2 separate regions of the Homo sapiens genome follow, and region 2 is linked to region 1. A link is an interaction called in ENCODE POLR2A ChIA-PET data of the cell type or tissue named here. Cell type or tissue: PC-3. All regions are shown on one strand. Each heading gives the region's core, and the rest is flanking DNA. Links, peaks and the distances in the headings are about the cores only. Region 1 overlaps NRXN3 (neurexin 3). Region 2 overlaps NRXN3 (neurexin 3).

Region 1 (10,982 bases), core at 1,007-9,006:
ATTCCATGTTAATAATCTATCTGCAAATTCTTACATATTAACATTCCTCTTCCTTTGGCTATGACTTTAAGTTGTTCCATGACATTTCATTAGATCATCACAGACATACCTAAGTCAATAAATATTCTCTCCACCTCTTTTTGGAAAAGTATATAGGTGTTATGCCATACAGAATAGGTTATACAGATGCAATTGCTGATTTGTGGGAGCTTTCATTCTAGAAGAGACGGACTGTGGAGTAAATGGAGGTATAATGGTGGTAATAAAGAATGGAAAGATTGGGGACGACACATATAAACATATTAATTATACCTTCCAAAGTGGTATACATATTCTAGGGTCTACTGCAATCCCACTATTGTGGACTAGCCTTGTTTGTCCAATTTCTCAATCTTAAAATCAATACGTTTCACCATGAACAGCATTGTTACTATTTGAAATAAATGTACATCGTAAGAACCATAAAGAGCAATTTTATTATGTTTTGAATTGAGGCTTCAACATTGATCTGTCACTGAAACTATTATTTTCTATTTCTATATTTTTATCATAAAAGTGTTAAATAACATTGTTTATAGATTACTTATTTTATGCCTGACACAGTGCTGTGAGTTTTATATGTATCATCTCTTCCTAATAGTCATCTGGAGGAGGTCCTACAATTATCTCCATTTTATGGATAAGGAAACAGGAGATTGGACACATTAGGAAATTTTCCCCAAGATGAGGCATAATTTCTCTAAACAGTCAAATTCTAGACTCCACACTCTTACTAACTATTGTTTTTGGTGCTGGTAAGCTACAATTGATACATCTATTTATTATAAGGCCGGGCACAGTGGCTCTCGCCTGTAATTTCAGCCCTTTGGGAGGCCGAGTCAGGCAGATCACCTGAGGTCAGGAGTTCAAGATCAGCCTGACCAACATGGTGAAACCCCATCTCTACTAAAAATACAAAATTAGCCGGGCATGGTGGCACACACCTGTAATCCCAGCTACTTGGGAGGCTGAGACAGGAGAATCACTTGAACCCGGGAGGCAGAGGTTGCAGTGAGCTGAGATCGCACCATTGCACTCCAGCCTGGGCAACAAGAGCAAAACTGTCTCAAACAACAACAAGAACAACAACAAAAAATATTGATTACAAGCTTTTTCCTTAGCTGTTATTTTCCAAACTTGTAGAAAGGTGAATATGTTTGTTTAATAATGTTTTTTAACACTTATTTGTTCTGAGCTTGAAAAGTTCATCCAGTTGAGGCAAGGGGTCTGAAATCAGAGAAAACATAGGATTTGGAGCAGGCACAAACCATAGTCCTCAAATATAGGTTGATTCATTATTGGGTTGATGGAGCAGGTTTAACAACTAAATGGGGACAAGTTTGCAAAGATTGACTAAGAGCGCTCAATGGTCAGACTGAGAGAGATGGGAGGTACTGTTTGGAATTAATTTATTAAACAGTTACCTAATACAAAGAAAATCTAGGCTGAATAGCTTCAAATGAGCATTACTGTTAACAGCAAATAGTTGGTCCTCTGACAGCATTAGATAGCTGGTGGTAAGGGAATTGCTTAGAGACGCAATGCTTCTGCACCTAGAACATGGGGATCACGGAGTAACAGCTTAGAGACTCAAGCATGTCTGGGAGCTAATTCCCCTCTTGTCCTTCCCTTGGCTCTCTCAGATCCTGACATGAATGGCAGAGATGTTCCTGGGCCTTTGTTTATATCTCCAGCAGCTGTTCCTATAGTGCTTTCCTTAGAGACGTGCTGGGGAGCTAAAGCTTGAATATAATTTTCACATCATATCTCTGCACACTTTTTCCACTTGCTATCTTTCCAGTGAAACTGATCAGACTGCCAAGGGAGGTAAAGTGATCAATGGCTATTACTGCAGTAGAGCTGGGTCCGTTTTTCCTGTTTGTCCCTGTCTTTTTGGTCTTTTTCCTATTTCTTCCTCTTTAACAGAATCATTAAGAATTCTTCCAAAACCTAGAACTCCATGCCCTTAACGTTGTTAACATTCTTTTGTGATCAACTCAAGATTGAGTGCATCAGACACTACAGAGTCTCTTGCTCAACAGCTGGGGTCTCACTGGGGAGCCTGTGATGGGAATACAGATGAGGCAGGGACAGCCCTCTCCCTGCTTGAGCTGGGAGTTATTTTTAATTACTCGTAGTCTCCACCTCCCATGCCACGCTGCCTTGAGATATGACTAAGCTGGAACAGCACTTATTTCTCAAAAGGCTTCAGTGATACATTGGCAGAAAGCTGTTTGAAGAGATTCCTCAGAGATTAATGGTAGACTGCTTTAGGCAGAGTCAAGGCATTGGAGAAACAGACTTCTGGGTATTTCAAAGATGGAAGTGTCTCTAAATCTACCCTCCTGGGTAGTTCTAGATAGTTAACGCCAGCCCCAAAATCACTTCGTTTATTTCTCTCATTACTAATGTCAACTTCTTCTGGCCACATCTGTCTTCCTATCTGGCCTCAGTTTCTCAGTTAACGTAAAGAACACACATGTCCTGTCATGCAGGAGTGAGGCAAGGTATTCTGAATCGGTGGGATAGGTGTTTGCTTCTTGTAACCTGGCTGGTAAGTCTTCCCTAACTGTGCTTAATTTTCTATGTCATCCTCTACCCATGCTCTTTTCATGAGCCTATCAATTCCCCTGCTGTTAGCTGTATCCAATTCCTAAATGTGAGTGCTGATCTTTCACATGAGTGCCTGACTCCAATGGCATACAGTGTATCTCCACTTAATTTTTCAGCCATGGCATCAAATTCAACGAATCCCGAGAACCCCTAGATCTTCTTCCTTAAGAAACCTTTTTGACAGTGCTATCACTTAACTTTGATTCTCTTAGACTAAAGCCTCTGCAATTATCTTAGGTAAACGGAAAAGAAGCTCTTGGTTTACAATTATATGCTTTCTAATGGCACGTGTTTTGGTTTGGTCAATGCAACTGGTTTTACAGTTCCCTGAGGACTGTGATGTACATAGGTATTCCCCACATCTGTGAGCACTGCATACTCAGTGACAGGCGGGTTGAGATCTACCCTTGATCCCTGAGCTGACTGCATGAAAGGCCTTAACTATGATCTTCTTTTATTTCTTTTTTGGAGGTTGTTGTTTTTTGGTCTTGTTTTCCAAAACCTTCAGTTCATTGAGTAGCAGAGAAACTCAATATGTGTCCTAACTTTGATTTTTAAAAATACAAAATAATAAAAGTTATTATGTTTCCCTTTTTAAAATTTTATTTTTAGTTGACTTACAATTTTATATATTTACGGAGTATGATGTGATTTTTTATATATGTTGACATTGTGAAATGATTAAATCAAGCTAATTAATACATCTATCACTTCACATATCTTTTTTAGTGGTAAAAACATTTAAATTCTGCTCTTTTCATATATACATATATACACATATATACATATATACACACATATATATATACATACATGCACACACACACACACATATATATAATATATATATATTTTTTTGAGACAGAGCCTTCCTCTATTGGCCAGGCTGTAGAGCAGTGGTGGGATCTTGGCTCACTGCAGCCTCCGCCTCCTGAGTTCAAGCCATTCTCCTGCCTCAGCCTCCCAAGTAGCTGGGACTACAGGCACACGCCATGATGCCTGGCTAATATTTTTGCGTGTGTGTATTTTTAGTAGAGACATGGTTTCACCATATTGGCAAGCTGGTCTCAAACTCCTGATCTCAAGTGATCTGCTCGCTTTGGCCTCCAAAAGTCCTGGGATTACACTCTTTTAGTAATTTTGAAATGCACAAAGCATTATTATTATTATTATTATTTTTGAGACAGAGTCTTGCTCTGTCACCCAGACTTGAGTGCAGTGGCACGATTTTGGCTCACTCCAACTCCGCCTCCCAGGTTCAAGCAAGTCTTGTGCCTCAGCCATCTGACTAGCTGAGATTACAGGTCCGTGCCACCAGAACCGGCTAATTTTTGTATTTTTAGTAGAGACGGGGTTTCACCATGTTGGCCAGGCTGATCTCAAACTCCTGTGATCCTCAAATGATCCACCCGCCTCTGCCTCCCAAAGTGCTGTGATTATAGGCATGAGCCAGCATGCTTGGTTAGCATTATTATTGATTACAGTAACCATATGTGTTTAATTTTGGACTATTTCTTTAGAGAAGGAATTCAGTTTCCTAAAATGTAATCAAGCCAGCACTGGATGTCATGGTCGAAACATTGAACTGAAAATAAAACTGAACCCTGTTTTTCTCCATCCTCTTTGACTAAAATGACAAATAGTCATGAGTATGTTTCTTTAAAAAATCAGTTATTGTTTTAGGCCAGGCGCGGTGGCTCACACCTGTAATCCCAGCACTTTGGAAGGCCGAGGCGGGCGGATCACCTGAGGTCAGGAGTTCAAGACCAGCCTGGCCAACATGGTGAAACCCCATCTCTACTAAAAATACAAAAAAACTAGCCGGGCGTGGTAGCAGGCACCTGTAATCCCAGTTACTTGGGAGGCTGAGGCAGGAGAATCACTTGTACCCGGGAGATGAAGGTTGCAGTGAGCCAAGATCGTGCCACTGCACTCCAACCTGGGCAAGAAGAGCGAGACTCTGTCTTAAAAAAAAAAAAAAAATCAGTTATTGTTTTATAAAGAAAATTCAGTTATAAAAAAGATATCCCCCAATGGCCTTAGGGCTGTAGTCACTGGAAATCACTGGAAGCCGAAAAGTATAAAAGCAATGATGACTATGACAATAGTTATCATTTACTGAAGATACATTAGGCACCAAGTTTAGTGTTAAATATTTCATGTACATTATTTCACTAACTCCCGTTGGCAGCCATATGCATGAGGTATTATTAGCCCCATTTAATAGATTACGAATCTGGACTGTAGAGAGTTTCAGTGATTTGCTCAAGGTCATGCAGTTCATAAGTGACACAGCCCAAAATAGAGCCCAAATAGATATGAGTTCAAATCCAAGGCTCTCAATTACTCCATAAGACACACTGATGACAAAGTATTTGCTCAACCCAATAACCCATACTATGAGAAAGAAGACACAGAAGTCTCTGATGTAGAATCAAGGTGAATGTGCCTGGGCCCAGGCATCCCAGTAGGACATCACAAATCTTGCAAAGAGTCAAAAGAGGTGGTTCATTTTCCACACTATATACTTCTGTCTGCAAGCCTCCCTGCCCATTTTCTTTAGGGAATGAAGGCCAAGGTATAATAGTCAAGTTGAGAATAGCTCTTTATCCCAAAAGAAAGATCTCATCTATAAATTCAACGATGCAGAGTGCCCTTGGGGTATGGTTTGGGCTTTGATTGAGGCAGGGCCAGCAAAGATAATTGAAAAGTGACAGGCAATATGCACCTAGATACCATGTGCTAAGGTCCTGCCTACTCAAGATCTACAGCAACTGGAAATCCCCATTTCTCTATTTCTTTCTCTCTTTCTTCAGCTCCTTCTTTTCCTCTTCCTGGTATTTTATTAATCAGAGACTAGGCATTTGTATTCAAAGAAACAATTTTACCCCAGTTGCTAGACTTTTGCAAGGGGAACACTTCCCAGCTCAATAATTTGTTTTGTTTGTATGTTTGCTACCTTTTATTTTAAAATAATTTTAGACACATAGAAGTTGCAAAATAGTACAGAGAGTTCCTATGTACCTTTCACCAACTTGGTAGTTTTAAGTCATGCCAAATAGTAAAAATCATATGAAACTTAAAGATAGATGAGCTAATCTAGGAATAAGTGCCTTGAAAAGAAAAGCGGCCGATTTCACTGAAGTCTGTTCTATTCTTCTCTTCCTATAGCTCAGTGTCATTTTTCCTTCCAAGTTAGCTTCCGTGTTAAAAGTCCAGGACTATAGGAACGATTATCCTTGTATTTTTAGCTGTTCACAGAGCCAGAAAATATCTTCAGAATTTGGTTTTCCTTTTTAGAAATGTGACTCTGTCTATTAGAGCTGTTATATCTTTCAGTTTGATGCCCTGAACCTTTAATATCTGTGGGACTGCATCATAGATATCCTGGAAGAATTAACCACAAAAAGTCACTTTTGGAGTTTCAAAGAAGAGGTCAGATTAGGCAGGAAAGATCTTTCCATAGTTGATATATAAATAAGCAGCTCTGATTCTCTCATATTTTCACCTCTCAGGAGATCTCACTAGTGGAAGAAGAGGTATGGGTGATGCCCCTCTAAAGCAAATTGAATATGTCAACTAAAATCTCATTCTAGAGCTTTCTTTTAGATTTCTTTCCCCTAGATGAAAGGTTATGGGGTTGTCTTAAAGGACAAATGAAGCTAGAAGGGAAAATGTCAAACAGAAAGACTAAGGAGAAAAAAAAATGAAATTCAATGCTGCCTAAGTTAGATAGAATAGTAGAGGAAAAGGGAGCTAGGAAAGACAAAAATTTAAAATGACAAAGGAGTTTCAAAAATGCCATATAATGAAGGCTTTAGGGTCTTATGAGAATGAACCTTATGAGAATGTACCAGGTTTAAGATGGTCCCATCTTGTTCTGGATCCAATTCTAAAGATGATTGTGTGGGTTAAGGTTGATAACTGTGAAACTTAGCAAATATTGTTCCTGAGCACTGCTGATTTTACTAGCATAATAACCAGCTCTTGGCAATAAGGAACACTTTTCTCTTGAGATCTTTCATAATTCTGTGTAGTTTTGTGTAAAGAGCTATGTTCAGGTAAAGTGGTAGTTCTCTGGAATACCCAGATTTTTTCAGTCATTTACTGTGGTGGACAGGCTCCAGTGATCCTGCTTCTTGGTAGTCATTCTTTTGTAAAATCCCCTCCCCTTGAATGTATATGAGACCTGTAATTTGCTTAACCAATATTACAAAGGTGTTGGGATGTCACTCCTGTAGTTATCTTACATTATATAAGACCATCTGGCTAGATTTGATTTAGTCTCTGTTGCTGGCTTTGAAGAAGCAAGCAACCATGAATTCTTGATTCTTCAAAGAATCATGCTGCCACAAGAAAGTAAAATCTGACAACAACCTGAGCTAGCTTGGAAGCAGACCCTTCCCCTGTTGAGTCTTTAGATGAGAAATACAGTCTTGATCAACGACTGGATTACAGCCTTGCTGGGGACCTAGTCACACTGTGCCTAGACTCCTGACCCACAGAAACTGTGACACAATAAACATATGTTGTTTTATGCCACTAACATTGTGGTCATTTGTTACATAGCAATCAAAAGCTAATACACACATCAAGTGCCTAATCCATCCAGACTTCTATATTTTATGCTGTTGGGCATAGGAAAGTAATATAAAACATAAAACATCTGCATAAAGAGCATTTGCAACCCATTAGTAAAGACCATGTCCAAACTAAAAATGACTTTGATAACTATGTAAGGTAATATATATTAGACATCTAGTTCTCCAGTATAACCATTTCCTCTTATTCCTGGGAATAGTCTAGACTACATTTCTTAGTCACCAATGAAGTTAGGGGTGTCCATGTGGTTAGTGGAATGTGAACTGAATTAATGTGGACTACTTTTAGTCTTAGTCCATAAAATCCTTCCATATGAACTTATTCATGTTCTCTCTGCTTTCAACAATTGGATTTTGATACCAGGAAGCTTTTGGAAGACATGCTGAAGATGGTAGCATCTCTACTGGCCAACTCCCAGAATGACAACCCTAACCCTCACCAACTGGAACCATATTGGACTGTGTATATGAGTGAGATAAACATCTTTTATGTTTGGGGTCTACTGTAACAGCACACGTGGTCTACCCTATTTTTCACACCTTTTTTTTTTTTTTTTGAGATGGAGTTTCACTCTTGTTGCCCAGGCTGGAGAGCAACGGCATGATCTTGGCTCACTGCAACCTTCACCTCCTAAGTTCAAGCGATTCTCCTGCCTCGGCCTCCCCAGTAGCTGGGATTACAGGCATGCACCACCACACCTGGCTAATTTTTGTATTTTTAGTAGAGATGGGCTTTCGCCATGTTGTTCAGGCTGGTCTCAAACTCCTGACCTCAGGTGATCTGCCCACCTGGGCCTCCCAAAGTGCTGGGATTACAAGTGTGAGCCACTGAGCGCAGCCATTTTCACACCTTTCTTTTAATGTTATTTGATATTTCTAAGTGAATTAAATATTATGACTACAAGCAAATCAAAATGATAATAATTTTACTTTATGCTTTTCAAATTTCAAAACTACAGAAAATCCCTAGAGTTGATAAGGGAGAAGTGGGTTTCATACCCTCTTGAGAATTCTTGATTTATAAACCCAAATAAACCATCATTTTCTATTTGAAACACTTTTATTTCATCATGAAATGTCCTAAATGTGTAATGTTTTATATATATATATATATATACATATATATATATAAAAAACTTCATTTTATAATGGAAGTTTATACAAAGAAGTTAAATTATCTATGGACACTATAAAAAGGGCAAAATCAGGGCTAAAATATTACAGTGTCCCAAATCTAACTTGTAGTAATATGAAGTAATGAAATGATGATTCAGTGGTTGGTTTAATCCTGGTAGTCTTTTTGGAAGACGTAAGTTTATAACTTGGAATACTTAAAATTTGCAATAGATAAAATTCTGAAAATTTGGAATAGATAACAGAATATAATTATAATTATATGACGGAACATTAAAATAGATAAAATTTTGTGTTCCAGTCTAAGCAAAGTGAGGACTCCTTTTGGACGATGAAGGAATAACAATCTGTCAGAGAATAACAATCTGTCTCAAAAAAATGTAATGGATAATATTGAGGAGTAAGGAGCATTGAGATGAATGCAACCATTTGTCTTAAGTGCTTAGAGTAGAGGTTTGGTCTTCATCTAATAGGGAAGCCAGTTCAGAATCACTTCAGAGAGGTCATTTAGTAGAAATGTGGTTTGAAACAACTGATTGGTACCTGGTAAGAGTGTACATTATAGTAGGAATATATAGAAGATAGATCCACCAGGACACTGTTGTGGAACTCCAAAACTGAGATGAAAAGATTCCAGGTTAGACTGGTAGCTATGGAAATTGTACCTTGATATTCACAAAGGAAATAAAAATGGAGAAATTACATGCCAAGTGAGAAGACTGCACTGGAAAACAGACATTATCTTTTAAAAGCATTTTCAGATTGGTTGAAAAGAGAGGAGCAAAGGAGAGCACAAGCTCCTTGAGAAGTTTCAGGCACTGGAGAGAGTAAGTGGATTGATTCATCACCTCATTCAGCTAGACTGAATGTGCCATATGTCCCAGAAGGTCTATGAGACACTGGGAATCCAAAAAGGAATAAAACTTTGTTCACCTCTTGAAGTTCTCCCAACTGAGTGGGCTGGAGTGGCAGGAAGCTGTCACAGGGACATCAGTAAAGTACCATAGGGGAACAGAAGGCAGAACATCTGACTTTGCTCATGGGCATCTGGGAAGGCATATCAGAGCACTTGACATTTCTATTAGGTCTTAAAAGACTAATCTAAATGTGTCAGGTAAAGCAGAAAAAAAAGGCATTTCTGGCCAAGGAACAGCATGTGCAGAGGCAGAGAGGTGTGAAAGAGTCTAGTTGGCTCACTTGGTAACGCGGTCCCTGTACGTGAAGGTTAGGATGAGTGGGGGAGAATGGAGAAAGTAGAGTCTGGAGATTTGGATTTGCTTCAAGAAGATCTGTAAATTCTATTTATGCTGTGTCAGTGAGGTTTTAAGATTTGTTTCCAAATGGTGTTATCAATTTACAGGCAAACTGGGATCTATATTATCTTTGGAAACTCGTCTCCCTTCCATGTATATCCCGCAACAAGATATACAAAACAGAAATCAACAAAGGGGAAAAATTAAACTAGATATAATAAAACACAGAGGGAAAAATCAGAGATAGATAAGTAACTATCAAATTTTATAGAAGAAATGTGTGCACTGTTGAGTGATAACCAAATCACTGAAATACTAAAGAACTGTGACTGCAAATAAGCAAACTTAAACAAATGGCCAAGCCACCATAACCCCTGAATGCCACGTCACTTGGCTGGGCAGGCTATTTTATCATTTGTGGATGGGAAAAGAGAAAGGAAGCAGCTTCATTCAGTTTACTTAGCTGCTCCCATCTGATTCATTCTTTGATGCCATAAGCCAGTTACTCTAAATCTGATGGCAAATGAGAAATGAACATGGGAGAGCTTGCAGTGAAAAAAAAAGCCAAGCAAAGAAAGGTGAGAAGGATGTTAGCAGTGTGCAGAAAAGGTCTGAGAACCAGCATGCTATGATAAAGGAGTAGGGAAACAAAGGTCTAGTCCCTTCTTGGGTAAAACATTAGAAACCAAAATTAGGAGAAAGGAGGCAGACACAGGCTCAGGTCTTTTCCACTTGAATCTTGACCAAAACAGAAGAGAACTCAGGCCAACTGCACAGAACATAAAGAAAGCCTGGGTTTACATTAGATACTGAAGAGAGGGAGAGAGAGGAAGAGGGAGAGGGAGAGGCGGGAGGAGGTGGGGTGGGGGGTGTGGCGAGAGAGAGAATATGAATGAGAACTGCTTCCAGTTTCTCTTGTTTTTTCTTATGAACAAAAATCTCTTTCTTAGAGCTGTTAACTATTCTCAGAACCCTAAAGAGGTGTGTCAAACTCTCCCTCAATGCAGAGCAGGCTCAAATAAGAAAAAAAGGTACTTCACTCGGAGGGTCTGCCCTCTGTCTGCACTTCTTAGGAAGGCAGAGGACAGCATGCATGATACTGCTGCTTAAGGAGCAATGTCACCTTTCTGTTTTAGGGGAAAGTTGTGAACATTTTGGCCTTTTAAAGAGGATTAGAAAAGATAGCTTGCTTCCTAAGAATTTCTCTTCCCACTGTTCTCTCACTTTCAAAGTGCCAATTCTTTGTGATGATCATGCCAGACCTGCAGTTGGTCAATGAGTGTCATTCACTGAATACCCAAGAATCAGGTTTTATGACAAAAAAGGACAAATGCTTGCCTTC
Region 2 (10,982 bases), core at 1,034-9,033, 320 kb before region 1:
CTAGATTCCAAATTTATTCCTTGCAAGCTTATTAAAAACTCTCAAAGTTACAACTAAGGTACTATAGTTAAAAATGCTCCCTAGAACTTCATTCATTTTAAAATGATGCAACTTGTCTGGACAAGTCATGCCAGAGGCAAATAGACAGTCATTTATATGGTAACAATGGCCTTCTCCAACCTTCCATGCCAGGCCATTGTAAAGGAAGCGGCCATGATGCTCAACACATTTTCACAGCATGAATGGATTTCATCACTAGTCTTTCAAATGCTCCAAGTGTGTTGCAGACAGATAAACAAGCTCTGCTTGGAGGAAGTGCCTGAATTTGAAGCTGTAGAGCATATCTTCTCTATTCAGAGTGTGTTGAGTGAAGCAATACATTGTAATGAAATACAGTAAGCAGTGCTTTGGATAGGCAGGCACCTTCATATTAATAAAAAAAAAAGTCATTGGATTCAGTGGCCACGGTAGACTGGATGTATAGATGATGTTGTTACCATAACTCAGTTCTATTCCACTGAAAAGATACTCACTTGCAATCTCTTTCAATGAAGAAGACTTCAGAGAAGTCTGTAATCCCTTAGAACTACACACAGGCACACACACACATTCAGGGACTAGAACTAATCTTTTATGGCAGTGCACACATTGATCATGCGTGGGTAATTAAACAATTCATTTATAACTGATTCAGGTTGCTGCTATTGACCTTGATGGTTACTGGCTCCTGACTCCATAAAATGTGCTATGTCACTTAACAAATCTAAATGGTAATCAGTAGGAATCCTACACAATGCAATCAGCAGAAGTGATGAATTTTTATAAGCAGAGAGTGACCATGCATGGGCAATAACAGAAAACCTGCTGTTCCTCAGTTGATAGAAGGAATACATATGTTCCAACCCAGTACTGGAATGCTGTTAGCAATCAAAACATGACTTAGAAAGCTCTTGTGGTAGAGACAGGTATTCTGAAACAGATTTCCTGAAATTTCCTTTCTGGAGAAAGTGTTATTTCTTTATTATTATCATTATTATTAACATAGTCTTAGTACAAAGCATTTTTCTTTTATTCTAACTGTAAGCACACAAACCCAAACTTTTATTGCAGAATATTAATAATGTAAAAGCCATTTCCTTTTAACATGATGAATCACACTGGTAAATGATTGGCAACTTCAAAATTACATATTGAACAAGTTAATTGATAATAATTATAATGGTGAGGGTGATGGTGAGGAAGAAGGAATGTGTTTTCTCCAAAGTGTGGAATTGTGTAAATTATAAATCGATCAATAGTTGATCTCCACTTCCTCTCCACCATTGTATCTCCAGCACAACATGGAGGAAACATTTCTTTCTTTAAATAATTATTGTATGACTAATTCACTACAGCTAGGCAGATGTAAAAATGCCTAGAATTTGTATGCTGTCTTGAGTCTCTCTCAATCAGGCTGTATGTGCTTGAAGAAGCACAATAAGACACTGAACTACCAAGTGTCATCTCTAAGACTATGAGAGCCTGGAAATGGCTCCCATGACTATTCCAGTCAAATCTATTCCTGTCTCTTTCATTGATAGGATTTGGTACGCAAAAAAAAAAAAAAAGACAATTTTACTTTTTTTTTTTTTTTTTTTTTTGAGATGGAGTCTTCCTCTGTTGCCCAGGCTGGAGTGCAGAGCGTGATCTCGGCTCACTGTAACCTCCACCTCCCGGGTTCAAGCAATTCTCCTGGCTCAGCCTCCCGAGTAGCTGGGATTACAGGTGCCTGCCACCATGCCTGGCTAATTTTTGAATTTTTAGCAGAGATGGGGTTTCACCATGTTTGCCAGGCTAGTCTTGAACTTCTGACCTCAGGTGATCCGCCCACCTCAGCCTCCCAAAGTGCTGGGATTACAGGCGTGAGCCACCATGCCCAGCCATGTCACTTTTTTTCTAGCCAACCTTCCTCCAGTGAACTCATCACTTTACTCACTAAATCTCCATTTTTCACAAAGCCCACTCCCTTTCCTCCCAGGAGCAGTACAGGATCGGAGAATTCACTCTCATATGGGTTGACTCAAAGCTGCAAAAGGACAGCAAAGCCTACTTAATTCCTGATATAGTTTGGAATATTTGTCTCTGCCTGAATCTCTTGTTGAACTGTAATCCCCAAAGCTGGAGGTGGGGCCTGGTGGGAGGTGTTTGGGTCATGAAGGTGGATCTCTTGTGGCTTGGTGCTGTCCTCATGACAGTGAGATCCGGTCATATAAAAGTTTGTGGCGGCCAGGTGCTGTGGCTCACGCCTGTAATCCCAACACTTTAATTGACCAAGGCGGGCAAATCACTTGAGGTCAGGAGTTTGAGACCAGCCTGTCCAACATGGTGAAACCTCGTCTCTACTAAAAATAGAAAAATTAGCCTGGGTGTGGTGGCATGAGCCTGTAATCCCAGCTACTGGGGAGGCTGAGGCAGGAGAATTGCTGGAACCCAGGAGGTGGAAGTTGCAGTGAGCCGAGATCACGACTTTGCACTCCAGCCTGGGCGACAAGAGTGAGAATCCATCTCAAAAAAAAAAAAAAAAAAAAGTTTGTGGCATCTCCACCCCTGCTTGTTCCTGCTCTGGCCATATGACATACCTGTTCCCCCTTCACCTTTTGCCATGATTGTAGTTTCCCCGAGGCTCCCCAGATGCTAGCACCATGCTTCTTATATAGCCTGCAGAACTCTGAGCGAATTAAACGTCTTTTCTTTATAAATTACCCAGTCTCGGGTATTTCTTTATAGCAATGCAAGAATAGCCTAACACACTTCCTTATTTTATACTTTGGACAAAATCCTGTGAGACAGTTGCTGCTCCCAGATAACTCTCTCCCAGAAATGGCTGACTTTTTCTAATGTTCAGAATTTTTTGCAAGCTCTAATGCATTTTTTCTTCCTCTTAGCTGTCACTTATTTCACACTCTTCTGCTCAAATATCATTTTTTTCAGAGAAGGTTTCCTCATCCTTCTCTACATTCCTAGCACCCACCCCTGCCTTGTTACCTGTCCTACCATGGTATGCTCATGGCACCAAGTGCCTTTGCTTCATAGCCTTCATCAACGTTTGTCATCACACATTTATTTGGAGGTCACTTAATTACATGACAGTGTCCCCCACTAGGCCCACAAGGGCCATCTCTGTTCTTGCTTACTCTTGCATCCTCAGTGCTTAGCACACAGTAAATGCTCAATCTGCAGCTAAGTGAAAACACTAATAAAAAGCATTGTCAGACTATTATATCCGTGCTCTCTAAGGAATGAATACTAGATGAAACACAGGTCCTTCCTTGCCATAATTTTAATTCTAAAAATTGAAATCTTCCTCCTGTGCTGAAGCACAGGCTCTATCTTCCCGCTTCTACACCAACACACCTGGCAGGACTTTAAGAAGTTTACTTGCTCTTACTGGTCTGTGACCAGTAAACAAATGGGGAAATAAAATAACGTATCAGGAAGATGCTTCAAAAGTTGGTGAGCTTGACAACTAAATGCAATGTGTGATCTTGGATTGGATCACAGACTGGGAAAAAAATAATCCCAAAGCCCATTATGCAGACGCTGGTGCAATGTGAATATGTACTCTAGGTGAGATTTTGTGTCAAGATTACATTTACTGATTTTGATCACTGTACTCTGATTTTGTAAGAGAAAGTCCTTGTTAGGAAATACACACTGAATTATTTAAAAAAGGAATGATGACTACAACTGAGTTTCAAATGGTTCAGGGGAAATACATATCTACATAAATATGTTTTGTATGCATACTCTCAAATGGCTCATGTGTGCATGTACACTCACACATATAGAGAATGGTAAAGCAAATGTGGCAAATGTTAACAACTGGTGAACCTGAGTAAGGACATAACGAATTCCATATACTATTCTTGCAACTTTTCTCCAACTATAAAGTTATTTGAAAATCCAAGGTTTAAAAAAAAAATCTCAGGTTGGGCACAGCGGCTCATGCCTGTAATCTCAGCACTTTGGGAGGTCAAGGCAGGCAGATCACCTGAGGCCAGGAGTTTGAGACCAGCCTGGCCACTATGGCGAAACCCCTCTACTAAAAATATAAAAACTAGCTGGGCATGGTAGCAGGTGCCTGTAATCTCAGCTACTCAGGAGCCTGAGGCAGGAAAATTGCTTGAACCCAGGAGGCAGAGGTTGCAGTGAGCCGAGATCGCACCACTGCACTCTAGCCTGGATTACAGAGTGAGACTGTCCCCCCACAAAAAAAAAATCTTTGAGGAAGGTATATATATGTGTAATTTGGGGTACATGTGACACATAATCAAGCTAATATTTATGCACATATTTTGACTTTGTGATTAGGTTTTCAGTGTGACATGTGCTGGAGGATCTATAACTACAGTTACTTTTACATCAGAAGAAACAACCATGAAACTTACTAACTGATGCTTTAATACAAGTATATAAAAGTGTAACAATATATATATTTTAAGATCTGGGTTGTGAGTAGTTATGATCATGTCTTCCAGCACCAGCAGGATGGAAAGAAAAGTCTCAGACTATATAACATGAAAATCTATTCAGAGAGTAGTCAGTTTAAGGTAAAATAGCAAAGTCACACACTTTGGGATGTGTTGGACTCTAGAAAAGACAGTTTTATTTACTTATTGAGAAAAGTTAAAGTGAAGCACTTCTTAAATTTCTCACTTCCGTGTATCACATAAGCATTGTGCTCCATGCTGGGGTTGAGGAGAGGAAGACATTGAAGCTTATTCTTTGTGCATCGTTTTAAAACAGGGCTTTTCTCCAATGGGTAAGATCCTACTAGGGTCAACGTGGCTACTCATTAACTCTCCTAGCTTCACTACTTCTGAAATTTTCTTAAATGAAAACAGAATCAGAGTGAAGAGAGTAGAGGAAGAAGTCAGCATGAATGACAACTGATAGGGTGAACACACATTTATCGAGTTCAAGCTAACAAATCAGCATTTGTGCAATGCCTGACTCAGAAAATCCACATATAATTTGAAAATTGGACGGCCGTAAAAAAAAAAAAAAAAAAAAGCACACAAAGAATTATTTCACCAATTGGTCTGACAAAGGAAGTTACGTAATGGCATTTGGCAGAGGATGCAGAACAAAACAGCCTGGTAAACAAATGAAGTCATTAGAAGGGAAGGGATAAGGTTGACTCCAAATGTAGCAAATACAAAATAAAATCAGATTTTTAAATGCTACAAATACAAACGTTTGTTCTTTAGTAGGAGTGCCTGACCTTTTCACAAATTGGGTTATAGGATTGGTAATACCTAAGTACATTATCAGTTTTTCATGTCAATCTTCTGGACTATGCATAGATGTTATCAAATAAGAACATTCTTAGAATAAGAAAGCAAATCTTTATGCATCCGTTATATGTAAATTTATATATTTTACATATGATGATACAGTTTTAACAATTTGAGCAGCTTCTGATAAATTCAAATACTAACAAAACCAAAAGAGTTAAAGAAGTCTCAGAAAACAAAATAGAAATCAAAAAGTCTTCACAAGCTCTTCCATCTCTTAAATATACGTGAGGAAATCACTACTAATGCTGATATTTAGAAGTGGGTGCTTTTATCTTTAAACAACCTTGTTTGAATAGATATGCTCCAGGCATTGCACTTGGACCATTTGTTTTACCAGCTGTTTCTAAAAGTATGTTCATGATGGAAACCTTTTCTGCCTCCTCCAAAATTGCTTTTCTGAGGGCTTTTTCCCCCTTCCACAACGGAAAGGGTAAAGATATGGAAAACAACATCTGCTGAAAGATCTCACAGCTTCAGGGGTGGACTATAGTCGTAAGATGCACGTGGAAAAAAAAACCATCAAAAAACCCTGATAAACTAAATGACTAAAGAGACTGCTGCATTCTCTTGGATTAAAGGTAATCAAATGTTTTAATTCATTAATATAATCTTTGTAGCTGCAGTGACAGATGTTCCCTACATGGAAGAGAGTCTCAATTAATCTGCAGCTGATTTAATTTTCTGGACATCCTATCGAGGGAGAGACAGAAGAGGAAGAGGGAGGTAGAGAGACATGAATGTAAAGTTTTAAATTACTTGTCTGCAACTGCATCTTTTCATCTAACCAGCAGATGTACAGATGAGAACTGTTCAGGCATTAAGTATGTACACAACACCTGAAGCTGGGGTTAAAGGATCAAGCATATTCCCAAGACTCTGGTGAAAGCCACTTCGTGTTCCATCTGTGTTCCTGGGTTCCAAGCAGAAATTTTAAACTTTCTGGTAATGGGTCATTTACAGGATAGCTTGTGCCCACTGCTGCTGCATTACCACCTGGTGTATCCATGGACAATTTGTCACTTGATGAACAGAACTGACCTTATGGAACTAATGTGTTAAGCTATATAGAGCCCTGCATATCATCATCATCATCATCTTTGAATTCCTCCAGCAGCTTTCCTTGCAGGGCCATACATCATAATTCAACCCAGGAAAAAGGATTCACTATTTTTAAAAAATTACGGGTCTGGCGAAGCTTCCGTATCTAAATATTAAAACATTTCCCTTGCTGGTCTCCTAGTATACTCTTCTATATTTTAAGAAATAACAGATATCCCTTCTCTCTGATTACAAATGTAATACATGCTCTGCATCGATTTTTGTTGTTGTTCTGTTTCATTTTTTGAGACAGGGTCTTGCTCTGTTGCCCAGGCTGGAGTGCAGTGGTGTGATCATGGCTCACTGCACCCTTGACCTCCCAGGCTCAAGCAATCCTCCCACCTCAGCATCCCAAGTAGCTGGAACTATAGGCATGCGCCACCATGCCCAATTTCTACATAGATGTTTTGGAGTATGATTATCAAAATATCGGTCACCACCTAGAGATAATCACTGTTAAGTCTGTTATTGATAATACAATTCTTACACCTGATTCAGGACCTTAAGTCTCTGATTTCCAATAAATACTCAGTAAATTTGGCATGAATTTTTATTAGGCTAAATTTAGTGTAATATTTTCAATATTTAGATAATAAATTTCATGAATCAGGAGGTTATTGGTATAGATTACCCAAGAGACAAAAAAGAGGAGAGGGGATGAGGACGTAGATACACATTCAGGAATTGCCTTTGATGTAGATCACATGCCTTATTTTGGCTGGGGACTATAATATTTGACTTTCTCTTGACACAAAGATGGATCATGTTAGCTCAAATGTAGGCTAATTCAGCTTTCCAAAATAGCTCTCTCTCCTTTGTTACAAGGCTTACAGTGAAAAAAATCTAGAGTTAGCACAGAGACTTTTTTATAGGCATGAATTATCTTTCCACACAGTCCTTAGAAGTTTCTGTCTTTCTTTAAGTAGACTTCTAAACTGATCTTGGCCTTCTAGTTATATTTATCCTAGGGTGGCTTTTTTGGTTTTTTTGTTTGTTTGTTTGTTTGTTTGTTTGGAAATCTATTTTGTGCCTTTAATCTATTTTTTTAACTGAAATTAAAAATTACCTTAATGCTTGTTATCTAAGTGACGGATGCTTAAACTAGTAACTTCCTGGGACCTCAATAAAATAGATGGGTCTTAACATCATCATTATTAGTTCACAATAAAACTTTACATGTAAAAAGGCCTTCAGTCTTTGAAATCTACTCAATCTAATGTGGCAACATAGAGAACACTTTAAAACTTTAAAACTCTTGTTTTTTTGCTTTTTCGGATGTTTGTTTTCAATGCCTGAGAAAAAAACTTCAAAGAAAAACTGTAGGGAAGGACTGACATACCATTGCCAACCTTTATTTTGCTGATTAAGAATGCTATACATAGTAACAAAATGCTGCTTTTGTAAAAGACATTGATTTTAGCCATCCAAAAAAACATGATACAGTATCCAAATATAGGGCAGTTCTGTAAGTTTGACTTTGTGCAGACTCACCATATTGTCCTTGCTTTTCTCATTTCACTATGGGTCACTGAAAGCTTTGGCATAGACTGGTACTAGTTTTAAATTCGAGCTTGGGAACCAGTACTCTAGGTTGCTTAATCTGTCCTCTGTGTGGGCAGATAACATGACTGAGAACACATCACTAGAGCATATATTTGAGTCTGTGCCACAGGAGACTTCCAGTCCCCACTAACTGCTTCACAACTTGTCTATAATCTCTTAGTTCCCTTTGTGACTAAAATAATACAGAGTTGTATATTTGAGCCCTAAGTGGGTCAATGATATCGTCTTGTATGGCAACAATGTCCAGTAGAGGGAAGATAATCAATTTCATACTACTTCTGAATTCTCTGTTGGATGTTATCTCAGTTTAAAATAGAAATCTTTGGATATACAATAAAAAAAATCTTAATATATAATATCAATAAAATGGCATGGATTAAAGATTTAGGACACCTGGGATTGAATTACAACTCCAATAAAGACTAGGTCCATGACCTTCAGCAAATCAGTTTATCTTTGTAGGCATCAGTTTTGTCACCTAAACCAAAAGCATTACAATGAACTCTAAAATTCATCAAGCTTATAGTTTGAGGTTATATAAACTCTGGGATTATCAGAGAAAAAAAGACATGCAAAAAAAAAAAAAAAAAGGTCTTAGCTTTAGGGGAATTTGGAAGGGATTGCTGTTTAATTTGATAATGTCACCAAGAGTTTACTAAACCAGAAATTTTACTGAGAGCACATCCTGCCAAATTTATGAAAGGGCTATATTTAAAGGAATTTAAGAAACAAAAGAATAAAAAACACTGTGTGTCTCATTATGCCTTGTTTGACCTTCATGGGGTCTCTTTATTTTAGTGTTTTTAAAATGTTTCATTTGGATGCCTTTAAATGAGGGCATGTTCTCTTCAGTTCAGAGTTCCCATGACTGCAGATTGCATCTGGTCTGGTCTATTTCATCTATTCATGTTATGCAGCTGGCCCCTGGGGACAGAGTGTTTTCCCTTGCTTTATAGGGAAAGCTAGTAATGAGTAAGTGTAAACAAACAAGTAAACAAACCAACTAGCCACATGGTAAAATGAGAGGTTATTGTAAGCAGAAAGGGAGAAAAAAGTCCTTGTCAGGCCATCAATAGTGCCTAATTTACCCTTGTTTTCCTCTTGTTCTTGTTAATCTCTTTGATCTTCAAAGCTTATTAAAACATGCATTCCAATAGGTTATTTTAGAAGATGACCCCGTGCCTCCTGCCCTCAAAGCCTTTCCTAATGCCTCCATCTTTTTTGCCTCCTTGCATCATCTCTTCATTTTGTTTGCTTCCTTTGTAGTTCAGAACCTTACATCTCCAGGCACAAAACCACACCAGGGGGCCCTGCTAATGTAGAAAGCTCATAATGTTATCACTAAGCACCCTGGCCACCCAAAGTTAACCTTATGCTCCCTCTGGGGTTTGGGATACATTAAGATTTAGCTTCATGGTTTGCCCCATGTTTATATATGAGTCTTTCATATTTCTTCTCCATAGATTTCTAATGTGAAAGATGTTAAAGAGAGTAAGCATTAACTTATACTGCATGTTCTCAACAAGTTGGAGCTAAATGATGACTTAGGAACACAAGGAAACGACAGACAATGGAGTCTACTTGAGCAGGGAGGGTGAGAGGATGGAGGGAGCAGAAAAGATAATTTTTTGATACTGGGCTTAATACCTAGATGATCAAATGATATGTACAACAAAACCGCATGATATGTTTACATAGGTAACAAACCTTCACATGTACCCATAAACCTAAAATAAAAGTTAGAAACAAAAACTTCTTAAGGAAAAGCCATTTTTGCAGTAGTACTAAATCTGGCTGGTAGTACTAAATCTGGCTGTGAACCTGTATTCTCATAGCCTGATCTGGTCTAATCTGCTGCCAGGTGGTAGAACACGTTATTCACCTCAGGACATAGGATGCTCCTTCCTGCACCATACTGTATAATCTGCTACCTCTAACATTCAGAGGGCTAAGATATAAATACATGCTTTTGCTCGCAATGCAGGCAGGAGTCCTAGATATGGTGCCCACTCCATTGTGTCCTCCTCATTCACTGCCTGTGTCACCAAGAATGTTTTTCCCACTTTCCTCACAAAACTTACAAAGCTACAAATCAAAGAGTACAGGGAAAGAAGAGGCTCTCAGCAGGTTGTGAAATCGTATCTCAGTCATTTAGACATTTGTCAGCTCAATAACCCATAGCCAAGGTTTGGGGAAGAATTACTGGGATATGACACAGTATGTGGGCGGGAGATCAAGGAAGCTACTGCCAAAGAGGTCTAAAATTGGGGGTGAATGCAGCCCACACCTAGCAGAGGTGGGGAGCTCAGAAGACACACTGGCAAAGCGAAGGGCAAGACGTTAAGCTCCTACCCAAATATGTAGTGTACAAGCTGGGTGGAGATGACCCTGGTTTAGTTTGTTATTGTGTTTCATGTCTGAGATAGTGGCATATCTAAAACAAAGGTGGGAAATGTCCTTAAAGATGAACTTTTAGGGCCGGGTGCGGTGGCTGATGCCTGTAATCCCAGCACTTTGGGAGGCCGAGGGGGGCAAATCACGAGGTCAGGAGTTCGAGACCAGTCTGGCCAACATGGTGAAACCCCGTCTCTACTAAAAACACAAAAATTAGCTGGGCGTGGTGGCTCACGCCTTTAGTCCCAGCTACTCAGGCGGTTGAGGCAGGAGAATTGCCTGAACCTGGGAGGCGGAGGTTGTAGTGAGCCGAGATTGTGCCACTGCCCTCCAGCTTGGGTGACAGAAAAAGACTCCGTCTCAAAAAAAAAAAAAAAAAAAAGCTTTTAATGTCCTGTTGTATCCTATGTGGTCTCATGTACTTAGTGGAGAACTCAACAAATGTTGGGAACGACTATAAAATGGGCAAGAAGGTCTTATCTATTAAAAACAAAAAAAAAGACTACACATTTTTAACCTATGGGACTTCTCTAGATTGGGGTAAACTATGACCTCTGAGCCAAATCCAGCTCCATCTCTGCTTTTGGA

What was found. Peaks named below come from ENCODE experiments on the same cell type or tissue, not always from the same donor. Only the 100,000 strongest peaks of a DNase experiment are listed, where the experiment ranks them.
Region 2: POLR2A ChIA-PET joins it to region 1 with 6 read pairs; 3 of 35 experiments call an interaction of 5 or more read pairs at or near these places.

The regions. Positions count from the first base shown.
Region 1 is chr14:79,502,044-79,513,025 of GRCh38, reverse strand. All of the region lies in intron 16 of NRXN3 (neurexin 3), which reads right to left. Among named protein-coding and RNA genes, the nearest start is that of NRXN3-AS3, 120 kb to the left of the region's middle. In PC-3, for the core only: no CTCF peak of the experiment used is centred there; no DNase peak of the experiment used is centred there.
Region 2 is chr14:79,819,277-79,830,258 of GRCh38, reverse strand. All of the region lies in intron 20 of NRXN3 (neurexin 3), which reads right to left. Among named protein-coding and RNA genes, the nearest start is that of NRXN3-AS3, 190 kb to the right of the region's middle. RefSeq lists an enhancer at 8,821-9,587. In PC-3, for the core only: no CTCF peak of the experiment used is centred there; a DNase peak (open chromatin) is centred at 5,088.